3 separate regions of the Homo sapiens genome follow, and regions 1 and 2 are each linked to region 3. The links are chromatin contacts, found by Hi-C or POLR2A ChIA-PET in ENCODE. All regions are on one chromosome and are shown on one strand. The core of a region is the stretch at or near the end of the contact, and the rest is flanking DNA. Distances in the headings are between cores, read along the strand shown. Region 1 holds the start of CROCC (ciliary rootlet coiled-coil, rootletin). Region 2 holds the start of ATP13A2 (ATPase cation transporting 13A2). Region 3 holds the start of DDI2 (DDI proteasomal shuttling factor 2).

What was found. Hi-C counts contacts between places; a loop is a spot of excess contacts on that map. ChIA-PET counts read pairs that join two places held with the same protein, here RNA polymerase II (POLR2A). Pooled maps may share reads with other maps.
Region 1: a pooled map shows a loop between it and region 3 (6-fold over the local background). The contact joins the promoter of CROCC here to the promoter of DDI2 in region 3. A Hi-C loop is called at or near these places in 1 of 168 maps with a recorded cell type or tissue (naive thymus-derived CD4-positive, alpha-beta T cell) and 9 of 50 pooled maps. POLR2A ChIA-PET finds 5 or more read pairs at or near these places in 1 of 52 experiments (BJ).
Region 2: a map of heart right ventricle shows a loop between it and region 3 (22-fold over the local background). The contact joins the promoter of ATP13A2 here to the promoter of DDI2 in region 3. A Hi-C loop is called at or near these places in 1 of 168 maps with a recorded cell type or tissue (heart right ventricle) and 1 of 50 pooled maps. POLR2A ChIA-PET finds 5 or more read pairs at or near these places in 1 of 52 experiments (B cell).

What each region holds. Positions count from the first base shown.
Region 1 is chr1:16,919,418-16,923,973 of GRCh38, reverse strand. It overlaps CROCC (ciliary rootlet coiled-coil, rootletin), which reads right to left and starts at 2,043. Exons shown (of 37, transcript NM_014675.5): 1 at 1,896-2,043; 2 at 1,176-1,311. The coding sequence starts at 1,955. RefSeq lists enhancers at 1-129, 313-1,084, 1,085-1,856, 1,857-2,628, 2,629-3,401.
Region 2 is chr1:17,009,319-17,013,706 of GRCh38, reverse strand. It overlaps ATP13A2 (ATPase cation transporting 13A2), which reads left to right and starts at 1,779. Exons shown (of 29, transcript NM_022089.4): 1 at 1,779-1,978. The coding sequence starts at 1,969. RefSeq lists a silencer at 1,615-2,144 and enhancers at 2,635-2,684, 3,448-3,527.
Region 3 is chr1:15,614,492-15,618,735 of GRCh38, reverse strand. DDI2 (DDI proteasomal shuttling factor 2) reads right to left here and starts at 1,278. Exons shown (of 10, transcript NM_032341.5): 1 at 928-1,278. The coding sequence starts at 1,065. It also overlaps the pseudogene CD24P1. RefSeq lists a silencer at 955-1,524.

The DNA.
Region 1 (4,556 bases), core at 794-3,293, 1.3 Mb before region 3:
GGGCACGGACTCACGCCTGTAATCCCAGCACTTTGGGAGTCGAGATAGGAGGATCACCTGAGGTCAGGAGTTTGAGACTAGCCTGGCCAACACGGCGAAGCCCTGTCTCTACTAAAAATACAAAAATTAGCTGGGCATGGTGGTGTATGCCTGTAGTCCCAGCTACTTGGGAGGCTGAGACAGCAGAATCACTTGAACCGGGGAGGTGGAGGTTGCAGTGAGCTGAGATTGCGCCACTGCACTCCAGCCTGGGCAACACAGCGAGACTCTGTCTCAAAAAAAAAAAAAAAAAAAAAAAAGGTAGAATAGTAGTAACCAGATCCTCCCAGAAAAGCATCAAAGCCTCGCTCAAGAGAAGGGCTTCATGGAACTTTAAAGGCTAGGGCTCAGGAGAGCATAGCATAGGTCAGGTTGTGAGGAGAAGGAGAAAGAGAGAAGAGGGAAAGAAAGGCCAGCGGGAGAAGCGGGGTTGTCCACCTCCTGTGGGTTCCCCTTCTACCCTGGGAGAACTGGACATACACCCCAGGTGTCAGGGTGAGGGCCCTCTGAGTCTCTCCCTGTCTGGGGCTCCAGGGCGCCAACATCCCTGGCGCTCCCAAGGAGGGGGCCCGTCTGTAGCTTGGGAGTTGAACACAGACAATGGTTAGAGCACCAAAACGCCACACGCCAGCACACCAGCTGCAACTGAGTGTGCCTTTCCCAGATCCTCAAGCCACATAACTACACCGTGTGCGCCACCCACTGAGAGGAGCAGGGACCATCCGCCTTCCTGCCCACGTGGGAAACGGATGGACGGCGCCATCCACTCAGACTTCCGCAAAACCCTGGTCTGAGCTGAGCTGCCCTCTTCCTGTATCTTGGGTTCAGCCAGCTCACACCTTCCCCGGGTGGGAATACGGGATTTGGGGTTCACATCTCTGCAGCAGGCTACAGGCAAGCACGCAGGAGATGCTCGGCCCTTCCTTCTAGTTGCACCACATGCGGAATAAGTCTGGACAAATTACATCCCTGAGCCTCTGTTTCCTCATCTGTAAAATGGGTTCTTCTGTCATAAAGCTGTGCCTGCCCCACAGTGAGTTACAGTCATGATCATCATGGTGACTGCTCAGGAAAGGGACATGAGAAGAGGTAAAATGTGGGTGGTGTTTGTGGAGGGGAGCGGATGGGGGTGGCACCTGGGCTCTCAGGCTGGGAGAGGTTGCGGGTGACAATCTCCCTGATAAGGGCAGGCAGGCTGGTGATCTGAGCGTCCTGGGCCAGGTCCCGCGCGCCCAAGCCTTTCTCCTGGCACAGGACGCTGCTCTCCAGTGTCTGTGGGAAAAGCGAGAGGGTCTTCAGGGGACATGGGACCCGGGGCTCCCTGGCCTCGTGGGGAGAGCCACAGAATCCTACTGCCCAAGATACAGGTCCCCAGGAGCCCCCTCAAGATGGAGTGAAGCCTGGGAGTTAGAATCCAAAAAATCCCCATGCAAAGAGCCTCTTGTGTGCTCACTGCCCCAGGAAGAAGGCCCAGGGCCAGAGATGAGAACCAAACCCTACGGGTAACTCCCAAACCCCACTGGAGGCAGTCCAGTGTTGGGGGCCCCAATCCGGTTCCGACCCTAGATGGATGAGGATCTGGCTATGCCAGAGGTCCCCCAAGCCCTAAAATCTGGCAGTAGAGACCCCCTTCTCCCAACCCAGGGCACTGGGATGAGGGAGCCACAGCAGGTGCACCCTGTGTGTACCTCTGCCCCCCATCTTGCCAGGAACTGCAAGCGGGGGGCCCCTGTATACCCCACCACCACCACACCTCTCCCACCCCTTGATCCCCAAGACGCACACACCTCTCACCACTCCTGTTAAGTCCACGCTGCCCCGCCCCAGACAGGGTGGGCACAGCCCCCAGGACCCACCTGGATAACCGTCTCTAGTGTCAGCTCCACCTCCTGTGCCCCCGCCAGCCCCAAGCTCATGGGGGGGAGGCTGTGGGCATGCCTCCAGCCCCCTTCTCCAGGACCCCAAGACTAGCTCAGTCAGCACGCGCCACAGCCAGGATGCTGTGCTGAGCACCAGGCAGATTAAGCTTAAATCCGGCGGCGCCCCCATGTGACCACCGCGGTGGGAGGAGCAGGATGTGGGCTGAGGAGGGAGGGGATGGGAAAGGACAGGAGAGGAGGGAAGCAGAGGCAGGGAGCCAAAGGAAGAGGAAGGATGAAGAGAGGGGAGGAGAAGGGAGAGAAAAGGAGGGAGGAGAGAGAAGAGGGAATGGGAGGAGGAAACAGGGGAGACACCTGGAGGTCAGGACCTCACACACTCTTCACCCTGCGCAGGTTGCTGGGTCCTAGAGCCCTCCAAGCCCAGGGGGTGGGGTCAGTAGCCATGCGGCGGGAAAGGCCAGAGTCCTAAGTATTTGTGACCATCTTTCTGGCCCAGAACGGGAGTCACATGGTTAGCTAAGAATGAGAGGATTTACAGCATGCTGGGAGTATGTTTTCCCACAACAGGTGTAGGGCAAAGAATGCAGGCTGTGAGATCACCCAGGCCAGGCTTGGCACTTAGTTGGGCATGAGCGGTCCAGCCTGGACTGATGAGCATTTATGCAACACCTGCGGCATTCCTAGGTCTGACCTAGACACAGTGGTAGAGCCTCGAACTACAAATGCCCTAGCCTTGCCCTTCAGGCACTTATTGGGAAGCTTCTGGCCCCTTCACACCCACCCCAGCCCCCACTAGCTGGGTGCACCAGGGACACTGACTTTGCCTCTCTGAGACTCAGTGTCCTCTTACGTAAGATGTGATAATATTGGTACTCATCTCTCGGAGCCGTCCGGGGATGAAACAGTATCGTGTGTGCATACCCAGCACATGACATGGTGCTGGGGGGTCACGTGGCCAACACTCAAGAAATACTCATTTCATTCATTTGAAAATCCAGAAGGTACAGTCCCAGCCAGGCGCAGGCACTCATGCCTGTAATCTCGGCATTTTGGGAGGACAAAGCGGGTGGATCACCTGAGGTCAGGAGTTCAAGATCAGCCTGACCAATATGGTGAAACCCCGTCTCTACCAAAAATACAAAAATTAGCCGGGTGTGGTGGTGCACACCTGTAATCCCAGCTACTTGGGAGGCTGAGGCAGGAGAATCGATTGAACTCAGGAGGCAGAGGTTGCAGTGAGCCAAGATCGCGCCATTGCACTCCAGCCTGGGCAACAAGAGTGGAACTTTGTCTCAAAAAAAAAAAAAAAAAAGGCACAGTCCCTATATCCCAGGGCCCTGAGACCCAGAGGTCACCCACCACCTCCCATTGTTCTTTCCCTGGGGCAAGGAGGCTATGTGCTCTAGTGCTTAGGCGCACAGCTCTGGAGTCAGTATCAGGTCTGAGGTTGCATGTGAGACTCAGCTCTGTCACTTGCAACTATGGTGTTCAAGACAGTAAGACCTTGAACAGGTTACCTCCCTGAGCCTCAGTTTTCTCATCTCTAAAAGGAGACTAAACCAGGCCAGGTGCAGTGGCTCAAGCCTCTAATTCCAGCACTTTGGGAGGCTGAGGCGGGCAGATCACTTGAGGTCAGGAGTTTGAGACCAGCCTGGCCAACATAGTGAAACCCCATCTCTACTAAAAATACAAGAATTGGCCTGTAATCCCAGCACTTTGGGATGCTGAGGCAGGCGGATCAGGAGGTCAAGAGATTAAGACCATCCTGGCCTACATGGTGAAACCCCGTCTCTATTAAAAATACAAAAATTAGCTAGGCATGGTGGTGCACACCTGTAGTCCCAGCTACCTGGGAGGCTGAGTCAGGAGAATCGCTTGAACCTGGGAGGCAGAGGTTGCAGTGAGGCGAGATCATGCCACTGCACTCCAGCCTGGCGACACAGTAAGACTCCGTCTCAAAAATATAAATAAATAAATAAATAAATATAAAAAAAATTAGCTGGGGCGTGGTGGCATGTGCATATAATCCTAGCTACTCAGGAGGCTGAGGCAGGGGAATCACTTGAACCCAGGAGGAGGAGGTTGCAGTGAGCCGAGATTGTGCCACAGCACTCCAGCCTGGGTGACAGGGCAAGAGTCTGTCTCAAAAAAATAAAATAAAATAAAATGAGACTAGACCGAGTGTGGTGATTCAGGTCTATAATCCCAGCACTTTGGGAGGCCAAAATGGGAGAATCGCTTGAGCCCAGGAGTTTGAGACCAGCCTGGGCAACATAGCGAGACTCTGTCCTACCAAAAACAACAAAAAAATGCGACTGATAGTACCTACCACACCTGGCAGGTGGTGAGCTATTAGCCAATGGGGGCCACTGTTCCTATTGTCATTAGCATCACGTGTCTGGGCTCCTGCCCTTAGAGTTGTAAGCCCTAAAAAAGGACAGGAATTGCTCACTCGAGGAGCTCGGCTTTTAAGACACAAGTCTCCTGAAGTTCCCAGCCGAATAAAGTTCCTTCCTTCTTTAACCTGGTGACTGAAGAGTTTTGCCTGCGGCTTGTCCTGCTACACTGCTATGCCTCAGCCCTCCGTCCCTGGGTGCCCTCTGCTCCATGCTGTGCCCCAAAGGGGGCATATTCACA
Region 2 (4,388 bases), core at 530-3,029, 1.4 Mb before region 3:
CAGGATCTAAAGCAAGCAGCTGGCTTCTACCAAGTTCCTGCCATCTCATTTCATCCTCTCCATGCCTTCCATTTTGTAGGTGAGGGGAAGGAGAGCCTTAGAGAAGGAAAGTGACATTTTAAAGCTCACACAGCTAGAAAGCAACTCATGCATCCATGTCTTTCTGATGCCAGAACCCAGCCCCTTGCCACTGTACCATACTGCCTCTTGCCAAGGCCACCTGGGCTAGCCATTTCCAAACCCAGCCTTCCTGCTGCCCTGGAGGCTGGGTTCCTGCCAGAAATTGAGCTAAGCCCTGGGGGAGGACATGGGAGTTCTGAAAAGTTAAGCAGCCTGCCTCCCCTGGAAGTGTCACCGGAAGATGAAAGAACTCTTGTCACCTGACCCAAGGAAGCCAGTCCCATGGCCCAGGTGGTCAACAGGAATGACCCGCAACTGGTTGGCTCGGGCAGCCTGCCCCAGCTGAGTAAATGGCTCCACTGGCACCCAGCTGCTCAGGCCAAAACCCTGGGGAGCATCTTGAATTCCACACATTCCTGCACCCCCACATCCTATCCACCAGCAAGTCCTGCCAACGTGTGTTCCTGTACCAAATGTTCACTGGGATCTTGCTATGAATCAGGTGCTGCTTTCCCTCCTGGGGTCTATCCCCTACCCACACCCTCACCACCATCACAGCTGTGTCTCCTTCCAGCCCCTTCCACAATAGGGATCGTTGGAGTTTTCCTTTCCTTGACTAGGGCTACTTCCCAGTAGACAGCAGTCTCCGCAGGGACAGGGGCATCTCTGTTTTGTTCACTCTCACGTTCCTGGCTCCCACAGTGGTGCTGGCACTCCATAAATTCATACTGGACAAATGACCAGTGATCCTGCCCACGTCTATCCTTGGCCCTAACGTGAACCTTCCCTTGTTTGCCCTAGGATCTCACAGATCCACTCTCCCCTTTGGAGCTCCTCTGTCCAGAGGTCCTGGAGACAGGGAACACTATGCCTGTGCCGGTCACTATGGGGTAGCAGGATAAATGCTGCACGCAGGTAAGACATCTCTGGTGCCTTTCAGGGGTCTTCATGAATCCCCCCAGTGCAGGTGTGTCTGCAGGTCACGCTGTGAGGCTTCTCTTTCTCTGGCATTTCAAGGCCTCCAGTGCATCATGGCAGACTCTCCCTGGGTCTCTGTGGGCCCACATCTGACCCTGTGAATCTCTGGGCAGGTGTGTCTTCCTTCTTTGCATTCATCAAGCAGCGCCAGGCACTGTCTCAAGTGCTTGATACGCATTTTCTTTTTTTTTTTTTTTTGAGACAGAGTTTCGCTCTTTTTGCCCATGCTGGAGTGCAATGGCATGATCCCGGCTCACAGCAACCTCCGCCTCCTGGGTTCAAGCGATTCTCCTGGCTTAGTCTCCGAGTAGCTGGGATTACAGGCATGCGCCACCACGCCCAGTTGACAAGCATTTTCTTGTGTGATCCTCGCAGCAGTTCTCTGTGAAGCAGGCATTGCTATCCTACAGGTTGGGAAAAGAGGGCCAGAGAGGATCAGTGACTTGCTCACGGTCGCGCGGCCTGGAAGACATGGAGAGCTGGACCAGCACGCACAGTCCCTAACCACTGGGACGTGCTGGCGGGGGCTACCTCCGTGAGGTGTGTGTCTCCGGTCGCCCCGCCCCCGGTGTGTGCGGAGGAGCAGGCGGGGACTACAAGTCCCGGCAGCCCCGGCGCGGGCGCTGCGAGGGCCGCAGAGGGCCGGGCGGGGCTTGCGGCGCGCACGGAGGGACTGCGGCAGTGTCGGAGCCGCGCCGAGCCTGGTGGCCCAGGTGCCCCGCCCGCGTCAGCCCTGCTCCAGCCCCGCGCTAGCCCAGCGCCCCTCGCCCCGGGCCGTCCGGACCGCGCCCCCGCCCAGGGCCTTGCGCACGCCGGGGCCCAGGCCGAGGGCCGCAGCGCCGGGGCCGGCGATGAGCGCGAGGAGCCGGCATGAGCGCAGGTGAGTGCGGAGTCCGGGTCGGCCCCGAGCCCGGCGCGGTCCCCGGCCCGCCAGTTGTCGTCACCCCTTGGAGGGAGAGGGGAGGCGACGCCCCCCACCGCGGGGTCGCGAGCCCAGGAAGCGGGACCTGGTTGGGGATCCTGGCCCGTCCCCTCCCTTTTGACGGGGACTCGGCCCCGGTTTCTTCCCAGAGACGCCGGGGCTGGGGATGGCGCCGCCGCTCGCAGCCGGTCCCTCCCCTCCCCTGCACCCCTCAGCCGCGGGATTGGAAGCCGGGCGCTTGTGCAAGAGGGTCCTGGGGCCGTGCGGGGACGGGGAGGCCACCCCACGCCCACTTAATCGGATCCCACCCCGAGTGACGGATGTCCAGGTGGGGGAGACGGCTGCATCCTCGGGCCTCTGGGCAACCCCTCTGGGCTGAATGAATGAATGAATGGCGTTGGGGGAGTCGGGACTCCATTTCCTGGGTAGATGTCCTGGGCCACAGCGCCACTCCTGACCTCCTGCCTCAGACCCCAGAGAAAACCCGTCACACCCAGGGCCAAGGGCCACACCCTCCATGCAACCCATCCCTGGCCAGATGTCCTACGCCCACTCCTCCAGGGTCTAATTTAAATCCCACCTGCCGGGAATGGGGCCAGTCCTCCTCCCCTATCCAGAAAGGTCTCATCTCAGTGTCTGTCACTCAGCCCCCAGCCCCACAGCCTAGAGTGCACCCCCCGGCGAGGGAGGGGAAGGAATGAGGAAAGACAGCCCCTAGAATCCAGATCCAAAGATGGGAAGATGGTTCACACACACTCCCGCCTCAGCCTGGCAGAAGACAGGAGCTCCCCGCCGCCGGGAACCACAGCCAGGGAGGAGGCAGCCGCCCTGGGCCGCTGCCAGGTCACCAGCAGGAAGCCAAGGCTTCCGCAGGAAATAAGAGGTCCCAAATGGCTCTAGCCCCTCTGATCCACAGTGCTGGTGACACTGCCCCGAGCTGTGACCTCAGACGAGGTTCAAGTCCAGTCTTGGCCCCTCATAGCTGTGTGACTTTGTGCTTGTCAATCTACTCCTCTGGGCCTCGTTTTAAATGGGAATCCTAATCTGTACTTTTCATGGAATGGCTGTGGGAAAGAATGTGCCCATTCAGACACACTCATTTCCAGCTTCTCCCCTTTCAAGCTCTATGACCCTGGACAAGGGATTCACATGCTGTTCCTCAGTTTCCCCAGGTGTACAATGGGGATAATAATAGTCACTACCCCAGAGGGTTGTGTGTGAAGCTTCATTGAGTTAGCACACTGAAGGGCTTCCGCAGGGCATGGTGAGCACTCCATGGGAGCTGCTGTTCATCAGAAGAGCAATGACAGGCCAGGCGTGGTGGCTCACGCCTGTAATCCCAGCACTTTGGGAGCCTGAGGCAGGCGGATTACTTGAGGTCAGGAGTTCAAGACCAGTCTGGCCAACATGGGGAAACCCCGTCTCTACTAAAAATACAAAAATTAGCTGAGTGTGGTGGCATGTGCCTGTAGTCTCAGCTACTTCAGGAACTGAGGCAGGAGAATTGCTTGAACCTGGGAGGTGGAGGGTGCAGTGAGCTGAGATCTCTCCACTGCACTCCAGCCTGGGAGACGGGCAGGGGGGAAGGGGGGAACGGGGGGGGAAGACTCCATCTCAAAAAAAAGAGCAATGCCATCATGAAGGTGCTCTCGCCCCCCCACACAGCCTGTGGGTGCCTGTTCTGGGCTGGTCTGAGCCCACAGAAGCCCTGGGGAGACTGGGCTGTGGCTGGGGATAAACAGATGTACTGCAGGAGAGAGTGCCCTGGGCTTGATCCCTGCAGGGAGGGGCTCTGGAGGTTTCCACAGCTGTGACTTCCTCCCTCAAGTTCCACTCCCCTTTTCCTCTTTGCCAAGGTTGACTGAGAGAGTGTCATTGTGAAGTGACAGTCATACGATTGCCATGAGGAAGAACTTCCCAGGGGGACCGCTGTTTACATACTGGGGACTCTGCCCTCTTTTTGAAGAACCTTTTCTTCATAAAGAGTCTTGAGGCCGGGTGTGGTGGCTCACACCTGTAATCCCAGCACTTTGGGAGGCTGAGGTAGGAGGATCAGCATGAGGCCGGGAGTTCAAGATCAGCCTGGGCAACAAAATGAGACCCTGTCCCTACTAAAAAAAAATTAGCCTGGTGCAGTGGCACCTGCCTGTAGTGCCAGCTACTTGGGAGGCAGAGGCAAGAGTACCTCCTTTAGCCTAGGAGGTCAAGGCTCCAGTGAGCTAGGATCATGCCACTGTGCTCCAGCCTGGGTGACAGAGTGAGACCCTGTCTCTTTTAAAAAAAAAAAAAAAAAAAAAAAGGAAGAGGCTCAAGCCCCTCCCCCCAACTCCCAGCACCTTTGCCTTCAAGCTCTGTTGTGTCCAAGAGA
Region 3 (4,244 bases), core at 29-2,528:
TTACAGCGTTAGTGTCACCGATTCTGTTTGATAAAGACTAGGGGCAGCCCCAAAGCATTTTGAGAATTACTTTGCTTAGTTAAAATATGAGAGGCTGAACTTCTTTCCAGCAAGCTGAGTAGGGAAATGAAACCACCAAACAGCACTGATACTAGGCCGTTTCCAAGCAAATATCCTTTTAAAGCATTGAGCTTTGAACTGACCCAAACTCTGAACTGTGACCTGAAAGAAAAAGGGCCTTCTGGCTTACTACCAGGGTAGAACCGAAACAAACAAACAGCTTGAGTTGAACCAATAGGTACTGTTTTTCAAAAGAATTTAACCAGAAACGCATGTGGTGGGTAAAGAGCATTTCCAAAGACCCCAAAATGAGGTAGTGCAAGTCTTAAACTTTTTCTTTCACCGGAAGTGCAAATCTGTGCATTTAAAGGTAAACTGCGTATATTTAAGCAGAAACCCTCTCCAGAAAAAAAAAAAAAAAAAAGCAGAGGAACATCTATCTACCACAGTGATCCAAACTGGTATTTCTGGTTTGCAGGATGTATGAATCCTAGCAAACCCAGGGCTGCTTCTGAGGTCCACAACGATATCCTACACTCGGGATTAGAAACAGGGAAGGGCCAAAGAGCCAAAGGTGGGGAGGGTTAGCGCTGCTCAACAGTCCACGCGCCCCTCACGCTGCAGTGGGTGCGTCTGCGGTCAGGTTCTCCGCTCCCTCTCCTCGTACCCCACCCCATGCTCGGAGTGTGTGAGGGCAGCTACTGATGCCAGCTCCCCAGCTCCTTTCCGGATGCGGGGGTGACCTGAGAATGGCTATCCTTGCTCCCCCCAGCCCCCAATTCTTCACCAGTAGCAAAGGGAGGGAGTGAGGCCCCGAGGCGGGGAGGGCTTAGCTCCGGGGCAGGCCCGGCTCGCTGCCCGGCGTACCTGGCTCTCGGCTGCGGGGATGCCAGACTCGAGCTCGCACAGCGCGCGGAAGTTGTGCAGCTCGAAGTCGGCGTCGACCTGGAGGGAAAAGGTCACCTCGGAGAGGTCCCTCCGCACACAGTACACGGTGAGCAGCATGGCCCGGGCCCGACCCGGCTCGGCTCGGCTCGGCCCGGCCTGGGCGCGGGGCGCAGGGGAAGAGGCGGCGGCGTGGCCTGGCTGGTGCTGCGGGAGGACGGCGCCGGCTGCTCGTTCGCTCGCTCGCTCCCTCCCTCACACACGCTCAGTGAGTCACTCCCTCCCGCCCTCACTAGCAAGCACGGCCGCCGCCACACGCCTGCGAGTCCGTCTGCCTGCCGGCCTGCCTCCCACGGCTGCCGCCAAGCGCGCCGGCCGCCCGGCGCCCCGCCCCGCCGCAACGCGGCTGCCGTAAAGCCCGCCTCGCCTTCCCCGCCTTCGCAACGCAGCGGGGGGCGGGGCCGGGAAGAGGAGGAGGAAGCCAGGAGAGGATAGGAGGGGGAGGAGTGGGAAGGGGGCGTGGAAGAGGAGAGGGAGGAAGGGCAAGAAAAGGGGAGGGAAGGAAAGGAACGCGGAGAAGGAAATCTCTGCTGACTGGTTGACTTAATGACAGAAGTCTGTGGAGGAGTCCCCGGTCTTATTTATTCACCGAACAGGCATTGATTAAGCGCCTACCATGTGTCGGGCGCTGGCGATGCAGAAATGAATAAAAGGATAAATCCTTCTCCGTAACTCTCAATCTAGTACAGGAGTTAGTAATAAAACATATTTTTCGAGGTAGAAATTGAGGCTCCGACAGAGTAATTCACTTCCTGTCTTAGTGATTTAGGATTGAAACCAAAATCATTACCCTCCCTAGTCTACAGAAGCCAGTTGGCTGTGGCCCACGCCTACCTCCCCAGCCCCTTCTTCCGAGCTCTTCCCACATTCTCTGCCCTCCCAGCCACATAGGTCAGTTCCTCCAAGGCTCCATTCCCCTGTCTTGTAAATAATTTTCTCTCTACTTGGACTGTGTCTGTTTCCTAGCCCTAGCAACTCCTACCACCTAGCGCAGTGCCTTTTTGGGCACAGCTTAGAATCTACTCAATAAATATTTGCTACTTTAATGGCCTGTTTTTAAGGCACACAGCTGATGAGTGGTAGAGGCCCAGAACTAAGGTGCGGATGAGTAAGAAAACCAAAACTGAAAGATGAACTTGTAATGGATGCCAGATTAGCATCTTTCCATTTACTCCCACTCCCCCTCCATGGTAGGGAGCCCTTTTCCATTTTAACAGGAGAGAAGGAGCAAATAAGATGGCTGTGGGTGCAGGTAAGTAGGTAGTAAGTAGGCTGTTGGTGGCAGGAAAGGGAGAATTAGCAGCTGAAGGCTTTTACAAAGAGAAATTAGAGGAGCTGGGCGCGGTGGCTCACGCCTGTAATCCCAGCACTTTGGGAGGCCAAGGCGGGCGGATCACAAGGTCAGGAGTTCGAGACCAGCTTGGCCAATATGGTGAAACCCCGTCTCTACTAAAAATACAAAAATTAGCCGGGCATGGTGGCGGACACCTATAGTCCCAGCTACTCGGGAGGCTGAGGCAGGAGGGTCACTTGAACGCGGGAGGCGGAGGTTGTAGTGAGCCGAGATCAGGTCACTGCACTCTAGCCTGGGAGACAGAGCGAGACTCTGTCTCAAAAAAAAAAAAAAAAAAGAGAAAGTAGAGGCACAGGGGAGTGAGAATGCTTATATCCCCTAGGAGCAACAGAAAGCTTGACTATCAGTGGCTTAAACAAACAAGGGTTTGTTTTCTCACAGGAGAGAAGGCCTGGAGGTAGCAACAGCACTGGTTGAGTGGCTCACTGAAATCAGGGCCAATACTTTTGTAATTGTCTTGACCTTTTCCTGAGGGTTGCAATATATGGCTGGCTGCCTCCACTGCACGCATCATTTTCCTATTCAAGGAAAAAGCTTGCCCAGAAGTCCCTGTGCACATTTTTGCTTACATCTCACTGGACAGAATTGTGTCACATAGATGCAAGAGAGGCTAGGAACGCAAGTATTTAGCTTTGCCTAAAGGACATAAATAGGGAAAAGGGGGGCTGGGAATGGGTATTAGGAAAGATGTACACAGTGCCTTCTACAGTGAATGTTTGAAATAACCATTGCAAATTGAAGCAAGTTTAGCTGAGAAATGTTCTAGGATTGCCCAGTGGTGGTATCAAGGAATCAGTTGAGGCTTGAATCATTGATTAATTGTTATATTTGGTCTAGTGGTGCTCAGGTTCCCAGGTCTGGCAGATTTTGTTCTCCAAAGATGACCATGACAGTGCCTCCCATCGTCTATGCTCTTCCTACAACATGATTGGATAACCCTCCCATTAAGAAGTGGGGTGAATGTCCCTCCCTTTGAATCATGGCTCGGCAGACTAACTCTGGCATAAGTGACATTATGTGATTTCCTTTTTTTTTTTTTTTTTTATCAAGACAGGGTCTGGCTCTGTCACCCAGGCTGGAGTGCAGTGGCACGATCATGGCTCACTGCAGCCTCAACCTCCAGGGCTCAAGTGATCCCTCCAGCTCAACCTCCCCAGCAGCTGGAACTACAGGTGTGCACCACCACACGCAGCTAATTTCTTTTTAGTAGAGATGAGATCTTGCTATGTTGCCCAGGCTTGATTTCCTTTTTATTATGATTTTACATTATTTTTAGTTAAAAAAAATAGGGATGAGTCCTTGCTATGTTGACCAGGCTAATCTCCAAATCCTGGCCTCAAGTGATCCTCCCACCTTGGCCTCACGAAGTACTGGGATTACAGATGTGAGCCATCGCACCCAGCCACTTTGTGTGATTTTTAAGGCTAGGTCTCGCCTGTGTCCACCTGGAGCCAGCAGTTCTCACCCAGCATCCAGCAATATATGCCAGACACCAATGGAGGGGACAAAGCAATGGTGGACAGGCTCAGGCTGGGGCTGCTGCTTCTGGCACTGCTCCTACTTATGCAGATTTATTCAAATCAAACTATTGTAACGTTTTCAAGTAACTCCTCCCAGGGTACCTTGTCTGCCCCAAACCCAGCTAATGCCACCACCAAGGCAGTTGGCTGTGCCCTGCAGTCAACTGCCAGTCTCCTCATGGTCTTGCTTTCTCTTCTATATTTCTACTGTTAAGAAACATCTATACTTCCGTGTCTTCTAAACCCATTCCAAATGGCATCTAGGAGTCCAATGTGGCAAGAAAAAAAGCGGGTCTTCATCAAATCTATTAATTTCACACCTTCTTTTACTGATACAGAAAAGGTTGAGAACCTGGCCAGGTGTG